Linked DNA regions of Homo sapiens: region 2 is linked to region 1. A link is a loop called in an ENCODE intact Hi-C map of the cell type or tissue named here. Cell type or tissue: A673. All regions are shown on one strand. Links, peaks and the distances in the headings refer to the core of each region. The heading gives the core; the rest is flanking DNA.

Evidence for each region. Peaks named below come from ENCODE experiments on the same cell type or tissue, not always from the same donor. Only the 100,000 strongest peaks of a DNase experiment are listed, where the experiment ranks them.
Region 2: a loop joins it to region 1, with 2.9 times the contacts of the local background. A loop is called at or near these places in 6 of 110 quality-filtered maps.

The regions. Positions count from the first base shown.
Region 1 is chr1:107,969,208-107,985,791 of GRCh38, reverse strand. All of the region lies in intron 1 of VAV3-AS1 (VAV3 antisense RNA 1), which reads right to left. Among named protein-coding and RNA genes, the nearest start is that of VAV3, 12 kb to the right of the region's middle. In A673, for the core only: no CTCF peak of the experiment used is centred there; a DNase peak (open chromatin) is centred at 8,801; H3K27me3 peaks cover 1,862 bases.
Region 2 is chr1:108,024,446-108,037,341 of GRCh38, reverse strand. No RefSeq gene overlaps it. Among named protein-coding and RNA genes, the nearest start is that of LINC02785, 34 kb to the left of the region's middle. In A673, for the core only: no CTCF peak of the experiment used is centred there; no DNase peak of the experiment used is centred there.

The DNA of each region.
Region 1 (16,584 bases), core at 4,593-12,592:
TATAATTATATATCTTTCTGCATTGAGTGTATGTTACTTTTGTACAAATGAAATTTAAATAATTATACAGGAGGAAAATATTTGATTGCTAGAGTGGTAAGAGGCATTGGATTTCTTTTCAATCTTAATTATATGATTATAAAATGGTTATATTTTGTGCTATGTTCCACACAAAGAAAATATTTTTATAGAGTCAGATCTGTGGGATCCTGGGAGGTTTCTGCTGAGCTTTTACAGTGTATGTTTAATTTAATTTTAATTGTAAGGAAGGTCAAAGGATTAAGTCAACACAAATATGATGGAATAAAGAGAGCTTTTCATTTTATCTGGACCTCCTATATTGGGATGTTTGCTTGCTTTTTGTAAGGAAGTTAGTGGACTCAGGTCGAATTTCACATAGCATAAAGAATATCAAGATTTCCACCATATTTTATTAATTTTGTGGTCATTAAACAAAATGGTGAAACATTTTTAGATGGGCATATTTTCTGTAACTGTTTCACAGATTTTTCTGAAATTTGGGCAAAGGTTATAAAGATGTTATTTATTGAGTTCTGTAGTTCACAGACCCACTAGCATTTTCATGAGTGGTTATAAACAGATTATTCATCAGTTTTCCATTGTTCTTATTAAGGGTATTAAAATACTTAGATTTAAATTTTTTGACTAGTCATCTCTATCAGCCCCTAACAGAGTTCATGCAGCTTTATAAATTAGTGACATCTTCAGTCATTGCATTTATTGGCTAAATAATTTTTTATAAATTGGATTGTCTATGAACGTAAAAGCTTTTGTTCTTAAAAAAAAAAACAAAAAAAACCTGAAAAGTTCTCAAGCTTTCCTGATAGACCCTTACACTGGCTCTCCTGTTAGAGACACCTAAACTGGCTGACACAAGGGAGAGCCAATAAATTAATTAGTTATTTAGTTTATTAATGTTGATCATTCAAAAAAAAAAACACCATTTCCCAACTTCCCCTTGAATCATTGCAATATTTAAAATTGTCAGTACTTTCTTTTTAAGCAACCAGCTCTTTGTGAATATCTAATGTTCCTATACTGGGCCCGGTTGGAGCTCTTGGTAGGTGTGGTGAGTACAAAGCAACAAGAGTCAATCATAAGGAGAAATCACGTGTGTGTCATCAGTTGATCTTAGATTCTGGCATCAGATAGACCTGGGTTTGAATGCCTGTACTGCTACTTACTGGCTTGGGTTCATGACTGTGGCCAATTTAACTAATCGTCATCAGCTTTAATTAAAAAAGCTTAATAAAATCCGCCTTCCAGAATTGTAGTGAGGAATCTGAATAATACATATGACTGCCTGGCATATGGTTAAGGTAAGCCAGGCAGTGGGACCAGAATGAGAATGACATAAAAGCAGCTATGGAGAGGGAAAGGAAGAAGAAAGGCTATGGTTAAAACCTAAGGCAGTTAATAGTCAAATGTGAACAGCAAACAATTACCAGGGAGTTTTCAAGGGCCTTTTGTATTTTAAAGACCTTTATGCAAGTAACTGTCATCTTTTCTTTTCTGGGGTTATTAGTCCTTGTTCTTTAGTCTTTCCTCCTAATCATCACTTTCCAAACCTTTAATTATCATTATGGCTTCTCTCCACAGTTTCATATTTCTCTCTCTGGTTGTAAACCCCAAGAGTTTGAACAGTACTCTGTGCCCATGGAGAGGGTGGGAATAACAGTGGCATCATACTTGTTTTCCCCTTTACTTTCTAACTATTTAAGAGAGATAGAAGCGAGTGGTAGAGACAAGTAAATACATGTGTCTTGGCTGGGCGCAGTGGCTCACGCCTGTAATCCCAGCACTTTGGGAGGCCGAGGCGGGCGGATCACCTGAGATCAGGAGTTTGAGACCAGCCTGACCAACATGGAGAAACCCCGTCTCTACTAAAAAAAATACAAAATTAGCCGGGTGTGGTGGCACATGCCTGTAATCCCAGCTACTCGGGAGGCTGAGGCAGGAGAATCGCTTGAACCCAGGAGGCGGAGGTTGCCATGAGATTGTCCCACTGCACTCCAGCCTGGGCAACAGTGAGACTCTGTCAGAAAAAAAAAAAAAAATACATGTGCCTTAATATATGCTACCGACAAAGCATGCCACAGGGAGCTGGTGTATTGATGAATGCAAACGCTTTCAGCGTGCCTACTGTGTGCTGGGCACTGTTCCAAGTACTTTACACATATTAACTTATTAACCTCATAGCAACTCAATCCAATAGGTTTCAATAGGGGTCTACTTTATCCCCACTCTGTAGACCAAAGCACAGGAAGATGAGATAACACATCCAAATTTCCAGAACTAGCAAGTGACAGAACCAGGAGTTGAACCTAGCCAGAACCTAGGCAATCTGGCTTCAGTAAAGGCATCTGTAACCACTATGCTATGCTACATCATACTAGTTGAAGGCAGGAAGTCTTGAGTACTTGAATAAAGAGTTTGAAAAACGTGTAGAAGTTTATTTGACAGGCTAAGAATGGGAGTGAGAATGAGTAGTTTTAAGATGAAGGACAACGGCAAATAGAAGGTTGGAGTAGAAAAGAGCCAATGGTCTCTGCTGTATTGGAGAAGTGGAAAATAAGGTCGGATTGATGAATTGGAGCCAAGTTATTTCACACAGTGTATTATATTATCATCTTTTATGAAGAGTCTACAATAGGGTAGGCTACGAGGAACCACTGAAGATTCAGAGCTAGGAAATCTGATGAGAAGTAGACAGCGTGGGAAGAATGAATTTAACAAAGTTACAGACCATGCCTAAGAGGATAAGGCAAAGATGAAAACAAACAGACAATGCTTGGTGATAATTTGGAGGAAAACAATGTAGTCAAATTTTCCATAATTTTGAGTCTAATGGACTGAGAGAGAGTGGGAGTGCCTATAGAACCAGAATTTTGCATTGGGACAAACTTTACAAATAATCTAGCCCAATTTACTTAGTAGGAAAACAACAAAACACAACAAAACAAACAAGCAAACAAAAACCCACCAAGATCCAAGAGATTATCCCATGTCATACAGCCAGATGTAAGGGAGGCTGAACTAGAACCCTGGTTTTCTGCTCTCAGTCTCCTGTGTTTACCGTTATATTGAGCTGGTGGACTCTTGCTGGAACTTACGACATTGCTTCAGCAAGCAAACATCATTATGACCAGCTATTTGGCTAAAATGGGAAGGAAATTGAGAAGAGGAGCCATTCCGTGGGAAATTTCCTGGGTCATTTTTGGATGGAAAGGGTAGAACTGGGCTGCACACAATTATTTTGTACTTACAATTTCTCTGAATATAGAAAGGGAATGTCAACTCTGCTGTTAAAGTTCTTTCTCAGAATTTAGCAGATTTGGATGAATACTGATGAAAACCAGTTTATTTTTAATTTTTATTTATTTATTTATTTGAGACAGGGTCTCACTCTGTCACCCAGGCTGGAGTGCTGTTAAAGTTCATTCTTGGAATTTGCAGATTTGGATGAATACTGATTAAAACGAGTTTATTTTTTATTTTTGTTTATTTAATTTTTTTTTTTTTTGAGACAGGGTCTCACTCTGTCACCCGGGCTGGAGTGCAGTGGCAAGATTGGAGCTTGCTGCAGCCTCGACCTAATGGGTTCAAGTGATCCTCTGGCCTCAGCCCCTTGAGGAGCTGGGACTACAGGTGTGCACCACCACGCCTGGGTAATTTTTGTATTTTTAGTAGAGTCGGGGTTTTGCCATGTTGCCCAGGCTGGTCTTGAACTCCTGGGCTCAAATGATCCACCCGCCTCAGCCTCCCGAAATGCTAGGATTAGAAGTGTGAGCCGCTGCACTCAGCCAAAACCAGTTTATTTTTAAGGGAGAGCATTTTTTCTTTTCACTTCCAGAGATTCAGAACTTTAGATATTATGCATGAAATTTCACTAAGAATCGAAATGATAACTATTCACATAGAAACTGTGCAAAACTCACTTTCATTTAGGGAGTATATTAATTACTAATCACTGTATATCCTGATAATTCTTCCTAACTCTCTGTTGAATTTCTGATGCACTTTATATTCTGAGATAATTAGGTAGAGTCAGAAGATAGCAATGTGTAATCTTTGTTCTATTGGATTAATTTATTACTTTCCTTCTACATCGAAGCCTCAGGGTTTAAAAAACTTCATAATTGAATATTTATTCCTTATTTAATTGAAGTTACAAATTCCGCATCTAAAATAAATCAAGATAAGGTAATCCATGTTGACATGAAAGTTTTCTTTAAACATGTGTTGGTGGGAATTTGGGGGCACCGGTTTTACTTTATGGGAAAAAACCCTTTTGATCTCACTCCGTGAACTTTATAAATTGTAATGTGAAACCATGTTCTTGATGAGAGCCTAACTGCTGTAGAGCCACGAGAGCTACAAAATCGATTTTTATGTTTCAGTGAAATGGATTTTACTTTTCTTGACCATTGAGCAAAATCTCTCTGTTCTACATTGAAATGAAATATATTATTCGGTCACTTCTTCTTGCAGTTGAAAACATCTCTGTCTCTTGTTAAAAGCAGTTTTTAATAGCAGAGGAATTGCTTCCTTATTATACAAAATGTATGAAAGATAAGGGGAAGAGAAAAAAGAAAATAAGAGAGTAGCAATTGCCATATAAATTTTTAATAAAAGATTTAAACTTCTGACTCCCTAAAAATTAGAAAAAGAACCAAGCTTCAAACTGAGAGCAGCATTTATTTCTAATATTAAACATAATGACTGTGGGTAACTATTTTTCCCCTGGGAGCCTCAGTGAAGTAAACCATTTACTTTTCATCGGTGCTTCTGGAAAGGAAATATTATTTCATTTGAAATCATTCATTTTAAAATTATTTGACTTGGACTTTAGCCCTGTTATTTTTGTAGCATAAAATAATATTTTTAAAGAAATATTTTTTAGGTTTGATTTGATTCATCATTTTCTTAATTGGAAAGATTCCTTATAATTTTATAATTAATGTTGGTTAAAAAAGAAAAGAAGATGTCTAGATAGGTTAAACAGGGAGTCTTCCCTAAATGAGGCTGAAATTATTAGCTCAAACATTATTAGGAAAATAATAGAAATGTTTATGCCTAAAAGTATATGACTCAAAAAAGTATCCCTACCAAAAATGTATCAGCAGGGCTAGGTAGGTATCCTTTTAAGCACTATACTTTTCTTAAAAAAAAATTGTCTTAGATAAACAGAATCCAATTGAATACAAGTGGGAATATTTCTTTGGTTTTTAAAAAGGAAGGTATAGAATGATTTGCTCTAGATTTTCATACATGGGTGGGGACAGTGTGAGGACCGGAGGACCTGCCAAAATGGAAGCGAGTTCTCTGAGTCCATCACCCTATCTTTCTTGAAATTCTCTCCTATCTTGATTTCTGAGCTACAGTGTAACCTGTGTACTAGAGGAAAGAAAGAAGTATTTTCTGTGCTGCTTTAGTCATAATTTTGATTTTAAATTCTCCTCTCTGGGCTCAGATTTTGAGATGGGTTTAGAGAGAAGTGCAAATGCGTACAGAGATGGGTGAGAGTTTCTTGGAGGTAGGTGTCATTCTTCCTAGTGGCACTCAGAGAATAAGAGGAATTGTTCCAGCAGGGAATAGCATGAGAGCAACTACAAGGGTCAGGGACCTTGGGAGGGAGGAGAGAGCACTGAGGTATAATAGCAATGAGGGGGTTCGTGTCATCAGTCTTAACAGGAAGAGAGGCTGCTCAGGGAACTGGAAATGTGGCTTGTAATGCCACTGACCCTGTGGCCATTTACATAAATGTAGGTGCTGTTCTTACCAGGTAGGGGAGAAAGTGCAGCTTTGGACACAAAGTTCCAATGTGCACATGGCCAAAAGGCAATCACAAGGATAACAAATACATTCTCTACAGCTAGGAATAATAGCATGCTTTATTTTGGATGTGTACTTTCAGAAAGCATTAGATAGTGAACAAAGTCAGAAGGAAATTGCAAACTCTGTGAAGAATAAGATTTTTGTCTGTCTTATTTACCCCTAACTCTCTAGCAATAGAAAAAAAGGGTTGTCTATAAATATTGACCCATAAATGAAGTAATTGTCACAGACGAATTGGAATCCTAGAAGGGGAACGAATGAATTCGGACAAGGAAAATCAACCCTTAAAGCAGAATCAAGACCTGTTTATAGCTGTTGCTATCAGAGCTCTCCTAATCTCTGGGGAGGAGGAATTATACTTCAACAAGACCACAACTGTATGAAACCTATGTAATAGGCCTAAACTAATATTTCATGAAGCAGGTATGGTTTGCCACTAAGGTGCCCCAAATATTTTTCACTTATTTCTTTTTTCCATTAAAGATCAAATTTAAAGAACATTTTTGGGCTCTATAAGTCAGATATTGAATCAGGGTTGGCCCCAAGTGATTATCCAGAAATTGCTACAGAAATGACATGGCAGTGGTTTCTACCCATTTAGCATCAGTCAAAGGCAATTGTATAAAGGGCATCCTCACAGGGACTGACACTAAATGATCCTCTGGTGGGCAGTGATCTGAATTAGGGTGATCCCCAGTGACAATCCCTCTAGGGTTTTCATAACTCCTCTGCCTCCTCTTCTCCTCTCACCCGTTCACTGTGAGCAGTCCTCGGAATCTCAGTTATTATTTTCCAGTGAGTCTTACCTTTGATCACGTGGCTATCACTGTTTCAATGATTTCCTATGCTGACGCCTCTGAACGTAGCATCCCCACACTAACTCTCCCCCAAGCACTGATCTCGTATCTTCCACTATTTTCAGTAAAACTCAGTATTGCTGAATTCTTCTAGCTACCCAGTTACAAAACCACAGTCATTTTTAATTCATTCCTCCCTCTTTTCCCCACCAAGTCCAGTTGATCCTACGTCTCTCAAATCTTGATCCTTTTCATCTTATGGCTGATTTGGTGTAGTCATTTATTAACATATCACCCTGCCTCTTGAATCTCTTTTCCAGATATGCTGTGGCCAGAATTTTCTTCTTCTTCTTCTTCTTCTTTTTTTTTCCTGAGATGGAGTCTTGCCCTGTCACCCAGGCTGGAGTGCAGTGGCACCATCTCAGCTGACTGCAACCTCCGTCTCATGGGTTCAAGTGATTCTCCTGCCTCAGCCTCGCAAGTAGCTGGGACTACAGGTGCGTGCCACCATGCCTGGCTAATTTTTTGTATTTTTAGTAGAGATGGGGTTTCACCGTGTTAGCCAGGATGGTCTCGAACTCCTGACTTTGTGATCTGCCTGCCTCGGCCTCCCAAAGTGCTGCGATTACAGGCGTGAGCCACCGTGCCCAGCCCAGAATTTTCTTTCTAAATTACCACCTTGACCATATTTCTCTCCTATTTAAAAACTCCTGGTGACTTTCTGTTACCCCCATTCAATCTTGCCTTTGAGAATTTAAGTGATCTGATCCCCCAAGCCATCCAATATGGGCCTCTCTTGTCCAGCCAGTCTGCTTTTTATTCCTGAGTTCTCCAGAAATAATTTGTTGATTCTGAATGTTATGTTTTTGTTCATGTTATTCTTCACTTGGAAAGTCCTTCCTTGCTGAAGGCCCAGGTCAAGTTGTATCTCCCCCATGAAAATTTTTAAAACTGTTTCATTCTTTGATCTCCTACTTTTTATACTTATCATCTACTTTTTTTTTCCTTTTTTTAGAGACAGAGTCTTGCTCCATTGCCCAGGCTGGAGTGCAGTCGTGGCATAATTATAGCTTGCTGCAGTCTCAAACCCCTGGCCTCAAGCGATGCTTCCACCTTGCCTCCCAAAGTGCTGCGGGATTGCAGGCATCAGCTACTGTGCCTGGCCCTGCTGTCAACATTTTGGTCCTTGCTCACAGGCCACTTTGAAATATGATTTAACTGGTTCATCTTCTTGTTTTAGTTCTCAGCATAATACTATATGAATACGAAGGACCCCAATAAATATATGTTAATGCAATGAATACAACTATGGTTAAATGGAAAGCAAACCCTACTTGGAGTTACGTATTTCAGATTTGGTTCTCAGCTCTGCTGCTCCACAGATAAATGACAATGAGAAAGTCACTGTTCCTCACTGGTTCTCAATTTTATTATTTTAAAGAATCACCTGGATCACAGGGCAAAGTCTGAACAATTAAAAAGATACTGCAACTTTGGTTGATAACTGTTAAAACTGGGTGATGGTACATGGGGGTTTAGTAACTATTCCATCTACTTTTGTATAAGTTTGAAAATTTTAATAATAAAGGATAATAATAATCACACAGGAGCACTAGTTAAAAACACAGAAATTAGGGTTTAATAGATTCCTAGATATCTCCTGTAAATTCTGATTTAGTGCTTTGAGGTAAGGTTTCAGGAATCTTGTTTTTATAGCTACAGTGTTATAAACGTTGTCTACCTCTCTGAACCTTTTTCCTAACCTGTAAAATTGAGACATCGTATCTACCCTACAAATCTAATGTAAAAGAAATAAGATGTATAAAACATGTAGTTCAGTTCCTGGCTCATAATCTGAAGTCTAATGCATGTTTAAAATAGCAGAAGTCTGATCCCTGCAGAAAAGACTCATGCTTTGATAAATAACTAGTGACCATTTATCCCTGAAGATGAATTTAGACAACCACAGCCAAGAATGAAAAAGAATAAAAGAAGTGAAAGAATTTGATTAAGAGTAGTAGTGACACATCCTCTCTTTTTCATGGTCTGCTAAGTGATTTGACCCTTTCTCGGAATGAACCGCAATGCTATTTAATTTAAAGAGCTCAGAGGTAACAAATTGCCAACAACTAGGGTATTTCATGGATGGTCTCACTAGACTGGTGACTAAGCTAATTTTGAACAGCTGGAAGGGCTTATCCCGCTCACACAAATCATGTATAGTTCAGGCATTGTGGAGAAAATCACTCTGAAAAGTAAACAAAACACACCTCTTCTAAGCAAAGTGTAATTTAGGATTATTGAAAAAGGAATTCTTAGACTTCTAGTAGATATATTTTTGTTTTAAGCCACATAAATATTTGTTTATAGTAATTGCTTATGAATAACTAAATAGATTTAACACTACAATTGCACTTCATTTTCTTTAGAATTTTGAAATGATTTTGTTTTCAGTTGAATGAATCATACCATTCTGAGTTATATCTGTCCCTTGCTTCAACCTCCACCCCCGCCCCCATCCACAGTTTAGTCCTCGTGGGATCCTTCTTTTACTCTTCTTCACACTGTCAGAGAAAACTGTTCCAATAAGGTAAAATCTAGACAGCAGAAGGTTAAATAAGCACAAGAATGCTGGAAATAACGCTACTTAATAAATTAAGCTACTTTATGTAGCTTAAAATTGGAGGTAGCATTGACCATAGTAATAGGTCTGACACCATTCATTCATTTGTTCATTCATTCAATAAATACTTAGTGAGCTCTTGGGAATTCTCAGATGAATTAGACACTGTATTTCCAAGGGATCCCTTTTAAGACCAATACAAATAAGGTAAGGTTGAAAATAACACAGGTGGGCATGGGTGGCTGCTGGTGGTGGTGAAGCCAGCACAAAGTTATCACTCATCAGGATAGGCCTACCTGAGGACGAAGTCTTTTACTTGGGCTTGCAGGAGTCACCGGGGTTGACAGGAGTGGGCCGGGGGAGCTGTCCTAGCCTAGCTGAGCCGTCCCAACTACCCATAGTATGCATTGGCTACAGACATGGCTTAGGTTAGAGCAATATTTTGTAGCTATGGAGAATAGCAAGACTTATATTAGCATGACTGATGTAGAACTGAGTCCACTGGCAACATGTATTAAACAGCTGCTCAAATTTGCCACAGTGTGCAACTTGAATGAGATGCCAATTTAGTTTTTAATCCTGTTGTAAATTGACCATTGCTTAGCTCATTCCTGACAGACCTCTTTGAAAAGCAGAATTCAAGGTTTAGATTTTTTTCTAGTTTATCTGAAGAGTATAGGAATATTGTGAAGAAATTTTGGGTAGAGAATCTGAAGGAAAAGATAGATCAGACACAGACAGTATCTTAAAACTCATATCTTGGATTGGTTTTTCCAAACAGTAAAATATTGCCTGTATCCTTAAATGCAGAGAAGCGAAAAGTGGTAGTTAAAGCTGACTTCAAAAATAATTAAATTATTTTAAATAATATATATGGGTGTTTACTGATACTAGTTTCTGGCTATTTAGAAATTATAACTGTTTTTAATCTGTAATGAAACTATTGCCACATTCAATATATACTTCACAAGACATTAGTAAAGAACTAAGCTTTTAATGTCTGAATATGAAATATGTAATGAGCATTAGAAAAGCAATTATTAGGTACATATCTACCATAAAATGTTCAAACTGGATGTAGTAGCAAAGAAAAGACCTTTCTAATTACCCTCAGTTCAGCATCAGAGACCCACAGGCCCTGTGATAGCAATGTCTGTCTCCTTCTCACTTTTACTAAAAAGTAAACTGTGGTTCCAATGGAGGTGTTGGGGACACATCCAGATCCCAGGGAGCCGCCTTAAGAAGAAATCTCAGCCAGTGGCTGCATCTTCCCAGACACTTCCACATAAGAGATCAAAATGAAAGGAATTGATAGCTGGCCAACAGCAAACTCTCATTCACTTTGACAGCTGTAACTCAATTCCTCATAAGTGTGATCAAGATAGACTGCGAGGCTACAACCCTTGCACTGTGAGTATTGATCATCCGTCTTTCCCAGTGGCTTCTGGCAGTCCCTCTCCCATTGTATTGTGAGACAGCTGAACCACTTGGGAGATTACTTCTGATTAAGTCAAGTGAATTAATACATCCATCATCTTACATATTTTTTGTGTGTGGTGAGAACATTTAGGATCTACTCTTATAGCAATTTTCAAGTATGCAATACATTATTATTAACTATAATCACCATACTATACCATAGATCTCCAAAACTTATTCATTCTGTTACACTGTCACTTTGTACCCTTTGGCCAACATCTCCCCATTCCTGCTCCCACCCTGCCTCAGCCCCTGGCAACAACCATTCTACTCTGTCCCTGTGAATTCAACATTTTTAGATTCCACATGCAATGAGATCAGGCAGTATTTGTCTTTCTATGCCCAACCTCTTTCACTTAGCATAATGGCCTCCAGGTTTATCCATGTTGTTGCAAATGATAGGATTTCCTTCTTTTTAAAGGCTGAATAGTATTCCATTATTATTATAGTACATTTTAAAATCCATTCATCCATTGTTGAACTAGATTGATTTTATATCTTGGCTATTGTGAATAATGCTGCAATGAACATGGAAGTGCAGGTATCTCTTGACATAATGGTATCATTTCCAGAAGTGGGAATACTGGATCATATGGTAGTTCTATTTTTAAATTTTTGAGGAACCTCCACACCATTTTCCATAACGGCTGTGCTAATTTATATACCCACCAACAATCTACCAGGGTTCCCTTTTTACCACATCCTCACCAACACTTATCTTTTGTCTTTTTTATAATAGCCATTCTAACAGGTGGTTTTAATTCCATTTCCTTGGCAATTAGTGTATTGAGCATTTCTTTCATACCCTGTTGGTCATTTATATGTTCTCTTTGGAGAAATGCCTATGTAGATCCTTGGCTCGTTTGAAATCTGTTATTTGTTTTATTGTTATTGAGTTGTTTGAGTTCCTTAGAACATTTTAGAGTTTTCAACTAATGCCTTCAACTCGTTTTGATTTATCAAATTGCATCACTGTTAACATTTTTGTGCCTGGAGCCACCCCAGAAATTATTCCTGGTTCCTGGCACTTAGAGTGATTAAGTAGACAGAATGAAAGGAACAAGAATATGGACATATTAGGATTCTAGAAGATGACAGTTTTCATTTAGCTAGATGCCCTTCTAAGACTACAGTGGACCTTCTGTGTTCTGCCTGTCCAGCAATCCCTCCAGCTCAGTGCTGGTTCATAAGTTTCATTGTCTCAAGTGCCATAAGAAGTTTACACTAAACACTTCCACACAGAAAGATATAGAGTGCCTTCTTCGTGCCATCTTTCCTACTCTCATCTTTAAGTGTTAAATACATTTTCACAGGGATTTAGTTTAGGGACACTGTTTTACTCTCACCCTATAACCCCACATAAAATTTAGAAGAGTGTTTTTGTTCTTTAGAAAGTGCAAAATTAATATTTATTAAATGAGGTAGGTAAATCAGATTTTATAGGTTAGGGCAGATTGGACATTTACATATATATATGTAAATTTTCCTATTTTCTTCAGGCCTACCAATTTCATCCTATTCTCTCTTTAAAATAATCTGAATGATTATTGTTCTCTCAGAGATATCCTCTTTAGACTTATCTCTTTCTTTCTTACACCCCAATGATATATTCTGATTTAAATAGCCTAAGAAATTAGCCCCTGAGAAATGTCAGCAAAAGGAGAAACAAAGCTAGCCGAACATATGAGTTATTCCCTAAATCTAGGAAATTTCTGAAAGAACAGATGAAACGTTGTAGCCAGTGTCAAAACAAACAATGAAGCAGAAAAAGCTACTGTGTTTTCATCCTGACCAGATGAGCACTCTTGGTGTGGCCAGTGAGTCTTCCTTTTTCCATTTGTGTGTGCAATAGAAACCAGTTTATGATTTTACAGGTAACCTAATGCCAAGATTGCAAAATGGAGCATAGTCTGCAAAAATATATAATTGTGTAAGTGTCTACGTGTGCATGTGTGTGAGATTAATATGGCACATTAGGTTTCCATTTTAGTGCTTTTTAGCTTTGTCCTGTCCTTTCCCAGAAAAGCTGGTCAAGCTTTTTTGAATCACTTCTACACTGTTATGATTCTGATGATCAAAAAAGATACCCACAGGTTTTCTAAAGCACAGCATTTCACAACCTTATGTCAGTCTGAAACAAAATGAAACAAAACACAGCAAAATAAAACAAAACGGTTACATTAGAAAAGATTAAATGGAATGCTTAAAGAAATTTAGAAACATTTAAAACTGGAACATTTTAAGAATTAAAAATAAATTAAAATTGCTTTACCAAACAAATCTTGATTCTTTTCTTGCTATTTGAATAGGAATGGGGGGAAGTTTCACTCATGTAAATAAAATGTAAAATTATGTTTTGTTAATGACTTTCTGCAGGGTGTGGAACATTTAAAGTTGGCTGTGTATAAAGCCATCTTGTTGGCATCTGCTCTTAGGGATCCCTCTGTCTTAAATCTCCAGAGAGGCAGAATGACATCATGGTTAAATGTGTGAATCTTGGCATCAGGATGTTCCAGGTCCAATGCTAGCTTTGCTACTTATTGGCTATTTGAATTTAGGAAAGATAGTTGAGCTTGCTTAGAGTCGGTTTCCTCATCTACAAAATGAGGTCAATAATAGTAACACCTCAGAGAGGTTATGAGAATCAAATAAAACCATACATATGAAGTAGGTAGCTCAATAGCTAGTTGTCAGTGCTCATAATATCATCAACAAATAGCTGTTGCTGCTGTTATTATCTGATCTCAGGCATGAGGTATGAATTTAAATATATTGCATTTTCCAGGGAGAGTTTCTAATTGTTCTATAATGAATTTTAATTGTTAAACATAAATCAAGGACTTTTTTTTTTTGGTTTTGAATGTGGATGGAGGCAGGGTGCTTTCTAGTACTCCTGCATTCTCTACATGGGTAAACCCAATCTGTCCTTCTGTATCACTTTATTTTTCCAAGGACATTGTTGGTGGCAGGAATAAATCTGAGTGACATGCCAAAATGGTAAGTGAAATTTTCTCCTCTCTCATCACTACTATAATGACATGGTTTACATCCCTCTTCACCTAATTTATTCATCCACCCACCTCTTCATCCATCCAGTTATCCATCTATCCTCTACTAAGTGCCAGGCATTGGAGTAATGACATGAATAAGGTACAATCTCTGTTTCCAAGGACCTCAAAGATAGTCAGGGTTGGGGTGAAAGGAGGTTGGTGGTAGTTGGGGTCTCAGACACTTAAAGAGATAATTATTCTGCAAAGAACTTAGTAAAACGATTGTGATATACACAGGATTATATGGAAAAAGGGACATCAAGGACTTCCCACAAAAGTTTCTTTGCATTGGATTTTAAAATTCACAATCTCTGTATAAAGAACTTTCTCCCTGGCAATTTCTTCATACCAACATGCAAATGGATTTAAATATTCTACAAATTAGATTAAGGTCCTTAGTTGTTGACAGGAATACACAGAGCTATTTAGCTTTTCCCTGTAAATTTAACCTCCTTAGTTATCTTTAAAACATAACATATATGTGTATCACCACTAATGTTCTGAAAATGGACTAATGTCTAATCATGGCTTGAGAGCTGCAGAATGTTTAATGTGAACCAGACTTTGAAAAGACCCAGCTGAAGTGCAATTAACTCAGTGAGGTAAATCTTTGGAGCCTCATTTTCTGTGTGTGTTGGTGGGGTATATACTCACAGAGTGGGAAGAACACTTGTATTTCCATTTATTTCATTATTTCATTTATTTGGACATTGGTTAGTTAATTGGTCTTTTATTAATCCATCCCTTGTAACACATAGACTTACAGTCATGTTCTAATCCTCCTTTTAAAGCTGCTTCTTTGGAAGCTTTTTTTTTTGATGGAGTTTTGCTCTTGTTGCCCAGGCTGGAGTGCTATGGCACAATCTCGGCTCACTGCAACCTCTGCCTCCTGGGTTCAAGTGATTCTCCTGCCTCAGCCTCCCGAGTAGCTGGGACTACAGGCGCCTGCCACCACGCCTGGCTAATTTTTTGTATCTTTAGTAGAGGTGGGTTTTCGCCATGTTGGTCAGGCTGGTCTTGAACTCCTGACTTCAGGTGATCCACCATCCCTGGCCTCCTGAATTGGAAGCTTTATGTGTCATAAATTACCTCAAGTAAATTTCTTCTGTTAGATGGTAAGCACCATTTAGAGTATGGGTTATTGTCATTGTTTTTGTTACCTTTATTATTATAATCAAGGACTTGAACATGTCAGAAGAGAAAAGAAATCCTGTGATCCTAACAAGACCCTGCTCATTTGTACCTAATTCCAAAATCTTTAAATTCACACTGATTTGGGCACATTTATTAAAGGAACAGTTATTATAGAAATCTTACTCTACCCTCATTCTATCTCCCCAGTGTTTTTCTGGTATTTACTTTAAAGACAGTATCAAATTACCAGAAATGTAAAGCCCACATCCCTAATGTGTATGTGAAACCAAACTACATTTGATTGTAGTTGAAGGAAATTAATCCAGCAAACAGTCTGGATTTCAGTTTGCTGTTTACAATATTTGTATTTCTGCATCTTCAATTCTTTCAGAAACTGATTTATCTTCAATAGGTTATGTACCATCCATGATTTACTTCTCTTATAACATAAAAAAAGAAATACAATGAGGAATAAAGACAAAGGCCGGGCGCAGTGGCTCACGCCTGTAATCCCAGCACTTTGGGAGGCCAGGGCGGGTGGATCACCTGAGGTCAGGAGTTCAAGACCAGCCTGGCCAATATGGTAAAACCCTGTCTCTACTAAAAATACAAAAATTAACCAGGAGTGTGCCCATAATCCCGGCTACTGGGGAAGCTGAGGCAGGAGAAATCACTTGAACCCGGGAGGTGGAGGTTGCAGTGAGGTGAGATTGTGCCACTGCACTCCAGCCTGGGCAACAGAGTGAGACCCCATCTCAAACAAACAAACAAACAAAAACATTAAGAGTTGGAAGAATAATAAGAAAAAAAGTCAGTAAGGAGTGGAGAGACAATACAGATGGAGCAGGCAATGAATTAATGTGGCTTTCAGATCCTTTACTTCAGTTTTTTGGTACATTTGGCCTGATGTAGAATGTCCTACGATGTAGGATATAATTTTGAACATGGCAAGGGACCTAGTATGTGATATCCATCATCTGTCATCCTTGTCTTTCCTGCAGTTCAGGATGCCACTTATCCCATTTCCTGTTTTCATACAGTGTAGGGCTGAAGCAAGATCCAAACAACACTGTGATACAAAAGAGAAACAGAGGGCAGCCTGCTCATCTTGGAGGGCACGGAAAGACTAGCGAGACACACACAAAAAAAGCAGGCCAGGCGCGGTGGCTCACGCCTGTCATCCCAGCATTTTGGTAGACTCTTGTGGGCGGATCACCTGAGGTCAGGAGTTTGAGACCAGCCTGGCCAACATAGAGAAACCCTGTCTCTACTAAAAGTACAAAAATTAGCCAGGTATGATGGTGGGCGCCTGTAATCCCAGCTATTCGGGAGGCCGAGGCAGGAGAATCGCTTGAACCCGGGAGGCGGAGGTTGCAGTGAGCCAAGATCGCACCATTGCACTCCAGCCTAGGTGACAAGAGTAAGACTCTGGCTCAAAAAAAAAAAAAAAAAAAAAAAAAGAAAAAAGCAGATCTTTTTTCATGTGACTCTTATGCCTGTTACAAGTAATGCTGGCAAATCCTTCCTGATCTTTTCACCACCAGAAAGACAGGATAGAAAGGCAGAGAGGGATGGAGGGAGAGCAAGAGGGTTAACATAGCTTGTTCATTTATTTACTCACCAAACTAATATTTATTGTTTG
Region 2 (12,896 bases), core at 17-8,016, 56 kb before region 1:
TCCCTGAGTTAATGACATCTAAACAGAGAACAAGGAGTGACTAACAATTAGTCAAGTAAAGAATGGAGAGAATTATATTCTGAGCTCTGACTTGCTTATAAAAAGGCAACATTCTCACCCATTCTGCAGATCCTAATAGTTTTTCAAGCTTCAGATAAAATTCTGCTTTCTCCAAATACTTTATCTGAATATTTTAGCTTTATAACATCTTTTCTCTTAACAACTGCCTTCGATAATGTTTTAAAAGAAGTGTGAACCTCAGGAATGTGTCCCACATTGAGAACACTGAGTTATTTCATTGAATCTTGAAAACAACCTTGTGAGTTAATTATTAGTATCTTGCCTTTCCAGATGAGAAAACTGAGGCTTGGTGAGCTTGAATGCTTTTCCTAATACCTCATAGCTAGTGAGAGCTAAAGGAAGAGTTGGATTTCAAATGTAGGTCTGTTTGCCTGGATTTAATCTTCACAACAGTTCTAATAGGTATGATCAGCCCCATTTTACAGATGGAGAAACTGAGAGCCAAAGGACAATTGACTCAAGATCACAAAGCTCCTGGTGTGGCAGTATCTAGATTCCAATTCTTGTCTGTTGGGGTCCAGAGACTGTGCTTTGAGAGGCTAATACTAAGACAGGAAGTATTTCCAAAGACTCCCTCTCATCTGAGCCCATGCGGTGCTCTGTGATTGCTATTCTGAGGCACTGTTGGGCTCCAGAGACTCCAGACTCGCTACTCCAAGTTGGCGCCTCCACAGACCAGCAGCATTCTCATCATCTGGGTGCTTATTAGCAAAGCAGAGTGTCAGGCCTTACCCTAGACCTACTGGTTCTAAATGTGCATTGTAACAAGATTGCCAGATTATCCTAGACAATTCACATTACAGTTGGAGAATCTCATCCAGAGATGAGATTGTGCCCTAGAATCATTCTTGCAATTAGAAACCATGAAATATTGACCTTCTAGGCTTAGAGCCCAAGGCCAGTCCAGTTTTGAGACTCTCATCTTTCAGGGAGATACCTAGGGCTCTGTATTGGGCTGGTCTTCCTTACTGACATCCAGAAGGTCCTGGGTACCTGTGGAGACTGAGTTTGTAGTTGGGATCTTTGGTCTGGTGTCCAAGATACAAAAGGCCCCTCTAGGGTTGCTATTCCCCAGGAGCTGAATTTTTTTTGCTGTGAGCTTTAAGTTATAGATTGCAATGAAAAACATACAAAATTACACGATGATTTATAGCATTCTTGTGAGGAATAAGGTGATAAATACCCTTCCCAAATTATAGAAAGACCTAGAAAAGCCAAATGACATTTCCCATAAATCTTTGCAAATTTGTGGCAAATCTGTAATGATCCTGTTCATGTGACTCCCTTGTTTGCCTTCCAGCCAATAGAAGTCTGTAGTAACATTATTGTATTTTTCTTAAATCTGTCATCTTTCTCTTTATAGTTGACCATTCTTTCTCTTTTGTTCGTATATTCATTCATTCATTCATGAACATTTATTGAATGCCTACTTTGTGCTGGTACTTTGTGCTGGTACTTTGTGCCAGGTACTTTCTTACTCTGTGGCCAGGTACTAAAACTTTACTAAAGTTTTAGTAAAACTTTCTTGTACTAAGAAAATTATATTTTTTAAGTGGTCACTATAGCAAAGACTCCAAAGACTGAACAATTGCTACATGATGTGGTAACTGGATGATTTAACTTACTTAAAAAAAAAAAGATATTGATCCTGGGCCAACACTTATTTCAAGTTTAAGACCAGCCTGGGCAACAGAGCAAGACCACATCTCTACAAAAGAAAAAAAAAAAATAGCCGGGTGTGGTGGTGCATGCGTATAGTTCCAGCTACGTGGAAGGCTGAAGTGGGAGGATCACTTGAGCCCAGGAATTCAAGGCTGCAGTGAATTATGATGCACCCCAGCCTGGGTGACAGGGAGAGGAGTGAGACCCTGTCTCTAAGTATATATATATGAGAGAAGGTTCATTTTTTTTCAACTGGAGGGAAAGGACCTCACAAATAGTGATGCTTATGGCACTGTGTATATTAGTATTTCCTGCTGGATGTAGTACAAGCAAAAGAGATAAAAATTACATTAAATAAAGCAAAGTCCTAGAGACTCAGATTGCCTTTTTTCTGCTTTGATCAGATTTTCAGTCTAAATGTGAACCTGTTCCATTTAGGAATCATGGTGTTGAGTGTGTGTGTGTGTGTGTGTGTGTGTGAGAGAGAGAGAGACAGAGACAGAGAGTGTATGTGTGTGTGTGTGTGTGTGTGTGTGTGTGTGTGTGTGCATGTGCTCATAAGTCTGTATGAAAGCCAAAACTGTCTAAGTGGCTTGTTTTTATTTCTATTCCTTATGGGAAACAGACTAACTTCCAGCCTCGAGTGCCAGAACTGACAGCAGGTATTTAGCATTCATTTATTTCTCTCCAGAATTTAGTCTATAGGGATGAAAACTGTGGTTGTAACATTAAACAGTTTAAGTGCACTATCCCTGTGCCAACTAATATGACAGAAGGACTTTTCTAGTATACATCAGGGAGGCATGGGATCCAGCAGAACTTTTCTTCCTTGTTAAAATTAGGTTATAACTAATTTAAGAGTTTGGGTGACTTCGAGTTTTCTAAATTGGCATGATCTATGGCTCTGAAAAGACAGCTCAGGGACTGTCTATGCAGTCTGTCTATGAGTTGTTTACACAGAAAGCAAGCAAACATGGAAATAATAAGTTGGTTTGCAATTTGAGCTGTGCTAAGTTTGTTTTGTTTGTTGAGGACAACTCCACCCATGGTGGAGGGGCCCTTTGAGCTGAAAGTTACAGGATGAGTCTGACTTTGCTAGTCCAAACAAAATCCTTTTCTCATTAGATGACTTCACTATGGTGGAAATCATGCCACATCAGTATATCCTTGTATCAGGCTTTCTTTTACTCTTAGCAAAACATCTCTGCTGCCCACTATAGAGACCCTTGATGAGTAATTTCTCTCTTTAGAGAGTCAGGAGAGTATAGCAAATTAGTGGTCAAAAGGATAGGCTTGAAAGTCAGAGAGACTGGGAATCATACATAGCTTTACCCCTTATGTCTCCATGACTTTAGGAAATTGGTTTAACCCCTCAAAGCCTCATTTTCCTCCTATAGGATAATAACACATATCCCATGGGATTAGTGTAAACGGTTCGTGAGATAATTAATGGAAAGGATTTAGCTTACTGGTAACTAGAAAGCCTCAATAAATGCAGCTATTATTATTCAGATATGAATTCAGATACAAAACCTCCTCCCTACCTACTTCTCTAAGCACTCAGTAGTGAAGCAAGGAACCACCTTCAAGAACAGCCCATTCTTGACTAGCTTGTAGCCACCAGTTGGTTGATAGGATGTACCTGAATTTAATGATTTCTAATTTTAATATGTAGTAGGAGATTTAAACTTTGGAATTTTAACAAATTGGATCATTTCGCAATAATTCAATTTATACCACATGGACAAAATCAGAACAGATTTGCTAAGTACTCAAAGCAAACATATGTAGCTCATCATATCACCACAAATAGGCTACATGAATGTAAACTGAGCTGTTGGCAATTCTCATCACTTGGGGAGTTAGTAACTGATTGATGGCCAAGGCTAACAAGTCTGTGTTTCAGTCCAATTATTTAGCCTCTTGGCCTTCGGTCAACTTCTTTTTGTATTTGCCATGTTATCCTTATTGATTTCACTCACTGAATAGACAATCACCTCTTACAGTAGCAGCAACAGATATCCTCTGCATATTGCACAAACCTCATAAACAGCTTCATTCATTCATACCCTCATTCAACCACTATTTAAATATTGAATATATAAAAAATACCTATTGCAGGGGAAGCAAATAGTTCCTTGCCCTTAAAAGGCTCAGTTTGGTGGAAAAACATATTTAATAAAAGCTACCCAGCAGTTGTAACACAGTGTGGTGAGTGCTCTAATAGGGGTGAGCAAGAGGTGCTAATGGAGAGAAGAGAGACACCTTACATGGCCTGAGAAGTCAGGAAAGCTTCCCCGGCAGAGCACTGAAGAAAGGAGGAATAAGGACCAACCTGGCAAGGGAGAAACAAGGACATTCCAGGCAGAAGGAACAACATGGGTAGTAGAGGTTTGGAGTCAAAGAAATTTTGACCTGTACATGAATAGCAAGTAAGTTGGCCTCGTTGACCCATGGCATGTGCAGAGGAATGGTGTGACTTGTGTATGGAGAGGTAGGCCCAGGAGAGACTCGAACACACTAAGTTTTAACTTTATACGAAAGGCAATAAGACCCTTCTGAAGGATGAGAGAAGGAGTCCGTTTTCTGCTTGGGAAAGATCACTCTGGCAGCAGTGAGAAGAATGAATTAGATGGGAGCAGGACTGAAAGGAAGGAGAGAATTTGCAATCATTCAGATAAGGAAATACAAAGCCCTGAGGACAATAGGGAGTGAGAGGCAGGGAAGGTTTGAGAAGAGGGAGAATGCACTGAGGTTGCTAATTAAATGCTAGGGGATCACAGTGCCATCAAACAAGAGTGAAAACAAGAGGCACGTTTGGTGGGGCGGAGAGAAAAGACAGGATTGCCATCTTTCTTCTTTCCCAACTTTCTGTTTTCAGGATGCTGTTGTCTCTTTTTTTCCACCTTTTCTCCTTGAATAGACTTTCTTTTCTGTACTCTGTGTACAAAAATTAGTATAATGGAAAGAACATCAGATTTGGATTGAGATAAATCTGGATTAAAATGTTAACTTTGCTACCAGCAGCTTTTGGTTTGTGTTTTTGCTTTAGAGACAGGGTGTCACTCTGTCACCCAGCCTGGAGTGCAGTGGTGATCATACTTTACTGCAGCCTCCAACTCCTGGTCTTAAGCTATCCTCCTACCTCAGCCTCCTGAGTAATTAGGACTATAGGTGCACACCACCACAACTAGCTAATTTTTAAAGATTTTTTTTGTAGAGATGGGATTTTGCAATATTGCCCTAACTGGTTTTAAACTCCTGGCCTCAAACGATCCTCCTGCCTTGGCCTCCCAAAGTGCTGGGATTACAGGTATGAGCCCCCACACCTAGCCTACTACCAGCTTTTTAACCCTTGGTGAGTTATTTATCTCATTCTTCCTTGCTTCTTCTGAAAAACAATGTTGTGTAGAAGAAGAAAAAGCTGCAAGTCAAATGGAAAAATAGTTGCCAGAGGAGCAGTTTTGTCAGAAAGATAGGAATCACTTTTGGTATTACAAGTGGTAAGGGGCTTAACAAGGAGACATTTATGAAAAATTAGGAAGGCCAGAGGAGCAAAGTCCACTCACCGAAGCACCCTCTCCTGAGCACTGGAGACACGGCCTTTCCTACCTTTGCTGGATGGCGTTTTTATTATCATTATTGTTATCGGTTTTTGTTCGGCATACAACCCCATCCTTTTCATGCTCTCCCTTCTGGGTAATTAATTTCCCAGCATCCCTTGCCAGCAGGTTCCTGCTTTAGGTCCACTAATGAGAGGCATTTGTGTGAGCTTTGGGAGGCAGAAGAGAAGCAGATGTTATTACTTCTCCTCCAACAATAGGCACATGGGAGGTTTATAGCCACCTCCAGCATTCTCTTGCAAATCACTATCTCCAAGTAGCAGGTAGGTGTGATCACTGAAAGTTTTTGCAATTTCTTGCAATTTTTTAATTTTCTGGAAGTTAGCAGTAAATCTGAGAGCAGCGTTCTCTGCTCTCTGTATTTTCCAGTGGATTTGTGAATAAACTTCCTGTATAAATACCATTCTATTTAAAAATACCTAGGCCAGGCGCTGTGGCTCACGCCTGTAATCCTAGAACTTTGGGAGGCCTGGGAGGCTGAATTGCTTGAGCCCAGGAGTTCATGACCAGTCTAGGAAACATAGCAAGATCCCATTTCCACAGAAAAATAAAAATAAAAAAAATAGCCAGGCATGGTGTCATGCACCTGTCGTCCCAGCTACTCAGGAGGCTGTGGTGGGAGCATCATTTGAGCTCAGGAAGTCAAGGATGCAGTGAGCCATGATCACACCATTGCACTCCAGCCTGGGTAACAGAGTGAGACCCTATCTCTAAAAACATTAAAAATACTAAAGTGGTGTCTCTTTTCCTGACCAAAACGTCAATGGAAATCTTTCTGGCAACTACTTTTCAGTGTCCTTTGCCACCTTTCCCCAGCCATTAAAAGTTGAAGACTTTTGGCCAGGTGCAGTGGCTCACTCCTGTAATCCCAGCACTGAGGCAGGAGGATCACGAGGTCAGGAGTTTGAGACCAGCCTGGCCAGCACAGTGAAACCCCGTCTCTACTAAAAATACAAAAATTAGCCCAGCGTGGTGGTGGTGGGTGCCTGTAATCCCAGCTACTTGGGAGGCTGAGGCAGGAGAATTGCTTGAACCTGGGAGGCGGAGGTTGCAGTGAGCTGAGATTGCACCACTGCACGCCAGCCTGGGTGACAGAGCAACACTCTGTCTCAAAAAAAAAAAAAAAAAAATTGGAGATGGAGACTCTCAGGGCTTTGTTTAGACCCTTTTCAAGCTACACTCCCTTGGTGAACTCATTCAGTCTTAAGTCTTTAATGTATTTCCTATGGTCCAACAATTCCCCAAATTATATCTCAAGCCCAGAATTTCCTTTGAGATACAAATCCATATATTCAACTTTACCTAGTGTCCACTTGACTGGTCACAGAGTCCTCAAGCTCAGCTTGTATGAAATTGAACTCGTGGTCTCCCTCTCTCCTGTTGCCCTGAACCTCCTTCTCCTTCAAGGTTCTCTTTCTAAGAAGATGAACTCACCCTTCTCTCTGGGCCTTAGACTAGAAATCTGAGAATCCTTCTTCTTCTGCTTCTTCTTCTTTCCTTTTTTTTAATTTTTATTTTTATTTTTTTTTTATTTTCAGATGACAGACAACCTCTCACTCTGTCACCCAGACTGGAGTGCAGTGGTGCAATCTGGGTTCACTGCAACCTCCACCTCCCAGGTTCAAGCGATTCTCCTGCTTCAGTCTCCCGAGTAGCTGGGATTACAGGCGCCCGCCACCACACTCAGCTACTTATTGTATTTTTAGTAGAGATGGGGTTTCACCATGTTTGCCAGACTGATCTTGAACTCCTGACCACAAGTGATCCTCCCGCTTTGGCCTCCCAAAGTGCTGGGATTACAGGCGTGAGCCACTGTGCCAGGCCTGAGAATCATTCTTGATTCATCTCTCGCACTCACCCTCTCATGCAATGAATAACCAATCCTTACTGATTCTGCCTGCCCACATCCTGAATCTGACCACCTCTCTCTGTCCTCACTGCCACAACCCTCTTCTGATCCAGCAGGCTTGATAAGGGGAACACCAGGCTTGATAAGGTGCGCAACCTCACTGGTCTCCCTACTTCCACATCTACCCATTTGAGTTCATTCTTCACAAAAGGATCTGAGTGATCTTTTGATAATAGACCATGTCATTACTCTGCTCAAGGCCTTTAATAGCCTCCAGTTGCTTTTAGGGTAGTTGTACATCCCTATCCTGACCTGCTTCATCCTGGGACATTCCTGCCTCCTGCCCAACCACCCCTCCCATCGTCTCTCCCTTTCTGCTGCCTTCCTGCTGTTCTCTGCCTAGAGCGTGTTCTCCTACTCTTCCTCCACCGAATTCCTGATCATCCTTTGGTCTTTTTTACAGATCTTCTTCAATTCACTGAGTTAGAGTAGATCCCTCACTATTCACTAAAATGGCAATATATATTCCCTCTTAGCAGTCATCACATGTGCAGTAACTTGTTAGATGTCTTTTTTCCCCCCCCAGCTAGAATGTACACTGCATGAGAGCAGAAAACCCTTCTATCTTGTTCATGATCGTAGCCTCAGTTTCTGGCACAAATAAGGCATTTAATAAATATTTGTGCAATGAATTAATAGTAGGTAAGCAATGTTCATTCTTTCTACCTTCCCCTTCCCTCTTCTTCTCCCCTCCTTTTCCTTTGCATGCTAGTGCCACTCTGCTGCCACTCTTGCTATTGTTTTTCCACATGTTCTGTGTCTCCCTCCCTCCTTTCCTGGGGCAGCCAGTGTTCATGCTGACAGCATAACCCTGTGTTAGCTCAGGTTCTATTTGTCTCCCTGTGGTTCTTCTGCCTTTGGGGTTTTTCTAAAAGGGGAACCATTTGTTAACCTCTCAGGACACCTCGTGCTTGGGGTTGCAAGGGACCAATTTCCAGCAGAGCACAGGATAGTTTTCTCAGAAATAATCAACCTCTGTCTCCTGTTGCTTTGCCTTTGTCCTGAAATGGCCACCTCAATGCCAGGAACTGGTGATTGATGAGGCCCTTGATGTTCACTGTAGAACAAGGAGCATAGTACAGAAATGTACTCTGTGTCATTTCCAAAATTATATTAGGCAACATTATAAGATTAATAAAATAGAAAGAAATATTGAGACTCTTCAAAAAGAGAAGCATGCAAATATACAGAATTGCCTGAGAGCTAAAATAATTAGTTGAGGCAGTTGTCTCAACTAACTGGCAGCCAGGGCAAAAGGAGAAACTACATAAACAATAATCCTGTCAGAAAATGAGCAAGCATAGCTGTTCATCAGACAAACACTTTATGAAATACCACCTTGAGCTTTTACTTTCTTATTATGTATTGTATTTATTGCATCCTGTGTGTTCAATTCAATTCAGTATGTATTTACTATATACTATATATCCTATTCAATTCAATTGCACATCTTTTCAGCACTTACTGGGGGTCAGGCACTGACCTACGTACTGAAGGTTCAAAGACAAAGAAGATATCATATCTGTTCTTGCAAATGTAATCTGAATGATTTAAAATTCAAGTCTCCCATGGCTTTGTCTTGTTTTACAGTCTCAGATTTTCCTCTTCTCCTCATAGTGGCCAGCGGGGTCTTTGTCTTCACCCTCTCACAGCTCAAGGCTTTCATCGTAGTTCTTACTCTGAGTAAGACACAGCTCAGATCTTAGTGAATCTTTTAGTGACCAACCACAAAATTGCATTCTACATTTTCTAATACCAGCAGGTAAGCTGTAACCTCATGTAGTTCTTTTCTGATTCCTTCTTCAGGAATCCAATACTATAAATCTGGGGAAAAGAGTTCTGAAGGAGAGAGTTCTTTCTCTTCTAGGGTCCTGCTTCTACAGAATGAAAATCTTATCTCCACTCACTCTGCCATCTGTGACTTCTCAGTTACTTTCTTACACTCACGTGCAGCAGAGCATTAAAATGAGACACTCTTAGCCTCCGTTCACACTGAAGATCCAAGACATGTACTTGCCCTGCATAGCAGTTTAAGGTGCTTGATTCCCAAGCAGGAGATGCAGAGAAGGATCGAGAACCAGGTTTGCAGCCCTGAGAGGATATCCAGCTCCAAGAAGGAAATGGTATACTAGAGGGGGCATCTCTTTGGAGAGAATTGTTAGTGTACCTTGAGTCTTAACCTTCTCCATGGAGAAAGATGGGAGGGAGTCCCCTCTCCTTAACTTGGTGGGACTAGCTTCAAGAGAATGACACAAAGAGCTTTTCTATGTCCCTGGAGTCTTTGGGGAAACCAAGGCTGGTGCTTAGAGGGCACTTGTAAGCATAGCTGAAGGAAGAACAGTTTTCCATAAAGAGACTGGAAGTGACAGGAAATAAGAGGAGGAGGCAAATGTCTCTGAAGAAACCACTAATGTGTTCCTGAAAGAGGCAACTGCCAATACTCGTTGGCTTTAAATATTCACCAGATGTTTAAACATTAGAGAAAGCCAATGCCAGTTTCACTGGTGCAGGTCAAATAAGGTCTTGCCTGCCTCCACATCCTCCTTTGCCCCTTGCTACCACTTCCATTCTCAATAAGCCAGGAGCAAACTGCTGAGTGTGGGGAGTAGGCAGGGAACTAGGGAAGGCAACCCCACTACTCTTTTCCATCTTCAGCAGGTCTAAACTGGGAAGGAGAGAAACTTGAATTTTGAATAAAATGGGGAGTTTTGATTATGACATGAGATTGTACATATTAATAACTAAAAATCAGACTTCTTGCAATTAAAACAAACAGAGGACTTCGTTATCTAATAATAACTGAAAAATTTGTATCTTAGATTTCATAAAGGGATAGGGGAAAGATCCAGCTCCACAAAACATGTTTGCATGGGCTGTGTGGGAAGGAAGACTGTGCTTAATTGCCTCTACAGGTCCTACTTATTCAGTGTATACTTGGACAACCTTAGTGTCTGGTTTGCTGTCCTCTTCCCCGTCACTCATGGCCCCATCCTGGTGTTTGCAACATCTATGTTATGACAGTTTGGATTATTGTTCAGAAAATATTCACTCTCTTCCCACCCCCACTGTGGGCAGAGCAAACATCCCTGAACCATTGGTATTGGGTTTGGTACCATGTGACTTGCTTGGGCCAGTGTAATGTTAGAGGACCTGGGGAATGTGCTTGCATGATTAGGCTTGGCTCTTACCACGGTAATCTACATGAGATGAACATGCCCCAGGTAGTTAGTGCCCCTTTAGCCTGGGTCCCAGAACAAACCCGTGTGCATTACATGGGAACCAAACCCAATAAGCTATGCAGCTGAGACCAGCCGGGATTAGCCAGCTGATCTGCAGACCTGTGAATGTCACACTAAATGTCCGCTGTTGCATGTCATAGAGTTTTGTGGTGGTTTATGATACAGCACTATTGCAGAAATAGATGAATAATTCATATGCAGATAAATACTATGACCTCTTAGATCTGTGACCTCCTTGCCTCTCGTGATCTTTTATTCTACCTTACCTTAGCCACCCATTTCCATGGTCATATTCTAGACTATGTCACCATCAATAATTACACCATGTTGATATACTGATTTCAAGAGTCTCACTCTCTGGCTACCTTCTTTCAGCTCACTTGTTTCGTTACCCCCTACTCACATAACAACACCTTATGTGACCTCCAATCCCCTGGTCCCACCACTTTCTCACTTTCTAGTATCCTTATCCTTTCCTTACTTCCCACCTAACTCAGCTTAAGATTTATGGCCCATCACAATCATCATTCCCTTGCAAAAATAATAATAGCTAGCACTTACATAGTGCATACAATGTTCCAAGCGCCGTTCTAAGCACTTTACATGTGGTCTTAACTTGAGCTCCCCCGAAAACTGAGCATGAGTCAAAGGCATTCACATAAGTAGTTTATTTGGGAAATGATCCCAGAAAGTATGTGTAAGAGACAAAAGCCAATGAAATATAGAAGGAGGAAAGCAATACAAGGGTGCCTTATTTGGGGGCTACCACTACGGGCACGTGGTGCTTGGCAGGAAGCCTTATAAATGCTTTCAGAACTATCTGCCCAACAGAAAAGAGGGGAATATAACCATGACTCCTATTCCTCACAGGCCAAGGGTAGGCACATGGCTTTAGTTCCCCTACATTGCTAGATTGTTCATGTCTAGAGCTCTAGAGTTCAGAGTAGGTTCCACAGGTGTCCTACGCTATGTTATCAGAGAGGCCCTGGGCAGGAGGCAGCAGGTACGCAAGGAGGGCCAGCAATGAGGCACTGTCAAGTTGCCCCTAGGGAAAGCTGGTCAAAGCCCGAAGAGAATTGATCACTGCAGCCACAGCTGGAGCAAGGGGAAGCCCCAAAACGACTTGGAGAGATGCTATAAGATGGTGGAGACATGCACATACTCATTCAGTCCTCACAGCAACCCCATTAACTAGGTACCATTGTTAACCCCATTTTTCAGATGGGAAAAGTGAAACACAGAGGTGTTCAATAGCTGGCTCCAGGTAACACAACCAGTACAAAGCAAAGCTGGATCCAACTCCAGGCAGCCAGACTCCAGAGTCTATGTCCTTAACCTCCACTCTGTATGTCTCTCAATGTGTGCAAACCATTGACTTCTTTGCCCTTTTTTCTCTCCCTTCTCACTTGTCAGTAAAATGACCTTACAAGTTTTAACACAAAGTCAGATAAAGCCATTTGAGGCATGCAAAATTCAGTGGGATATCATTTTAAATATTGATAAGATGTTTAATATCATCAAAAGAATATGAAAGTTTGCAAGATTCTATCAAGTTAGAAAGAAAGTATATTTATGTAACTTAAGGTTCCCTGCAAATTCAAGTCTGTACAGTTAAAAGAAAAATAAATATATATATCTCAAGATCTTAATTAAATGATTACCAGAGTGGAATTACAGACCTCTGGAGGAGACAGAAAATTAGTTTTCTTGGCCATGAAACTGCCTCTGAGATAGCTCTTAACTCCTGCTTCTCTTTGCTCCTCTCTGGCACTAGGCAATTTTGGTTCTTTTAGAGAATTCTTCACATTCCCACCATCAAATCTACCAACCTATCTACAACTTTACCTGTGTAGTCTGTCTTTCTTTCTCTTTTCTTTTCTTTTTTTTTTTTTTTTTTGAGATTAAGTCTCGCTCTTGTCCCCCAGGATGGCACAATCTCGTCTCACTGCAACCTCCAACTCCTGGGTTCAAGTGATTCTCCTGCCTCAGACTCCTGAGTAGCTGGGATTACAGAAGACTGCCACAACACCCAGCTAATTTTTGTATTTTTAGTAGAGATGGGGTTTCACCATGTTGGCCAGGCTGGTTTCGATCTCCTGACTTTGTGATCCACCTGCCTCAGCCTCCCAAAGTGCTGGGATTACAGGCGTGAGCCACCATGCCTGGCCTAGTCTGCCTTTCTGAAATGAACCAAATCTTGGCATTTGGAGTAAATTCTGACCCCTGGTTATCTCTCTGATCCCTTCTCCTATCACCACACCATGCTCCAGGAACAAGGACATTTTTTCTGTTCCCCAAACACCCAAACTCATGTCAACCTCAGATTTTCACACTTGCATTCTCTGTGCCCGGAAGGCTTTACCTAATAATCACCAAGCTGAC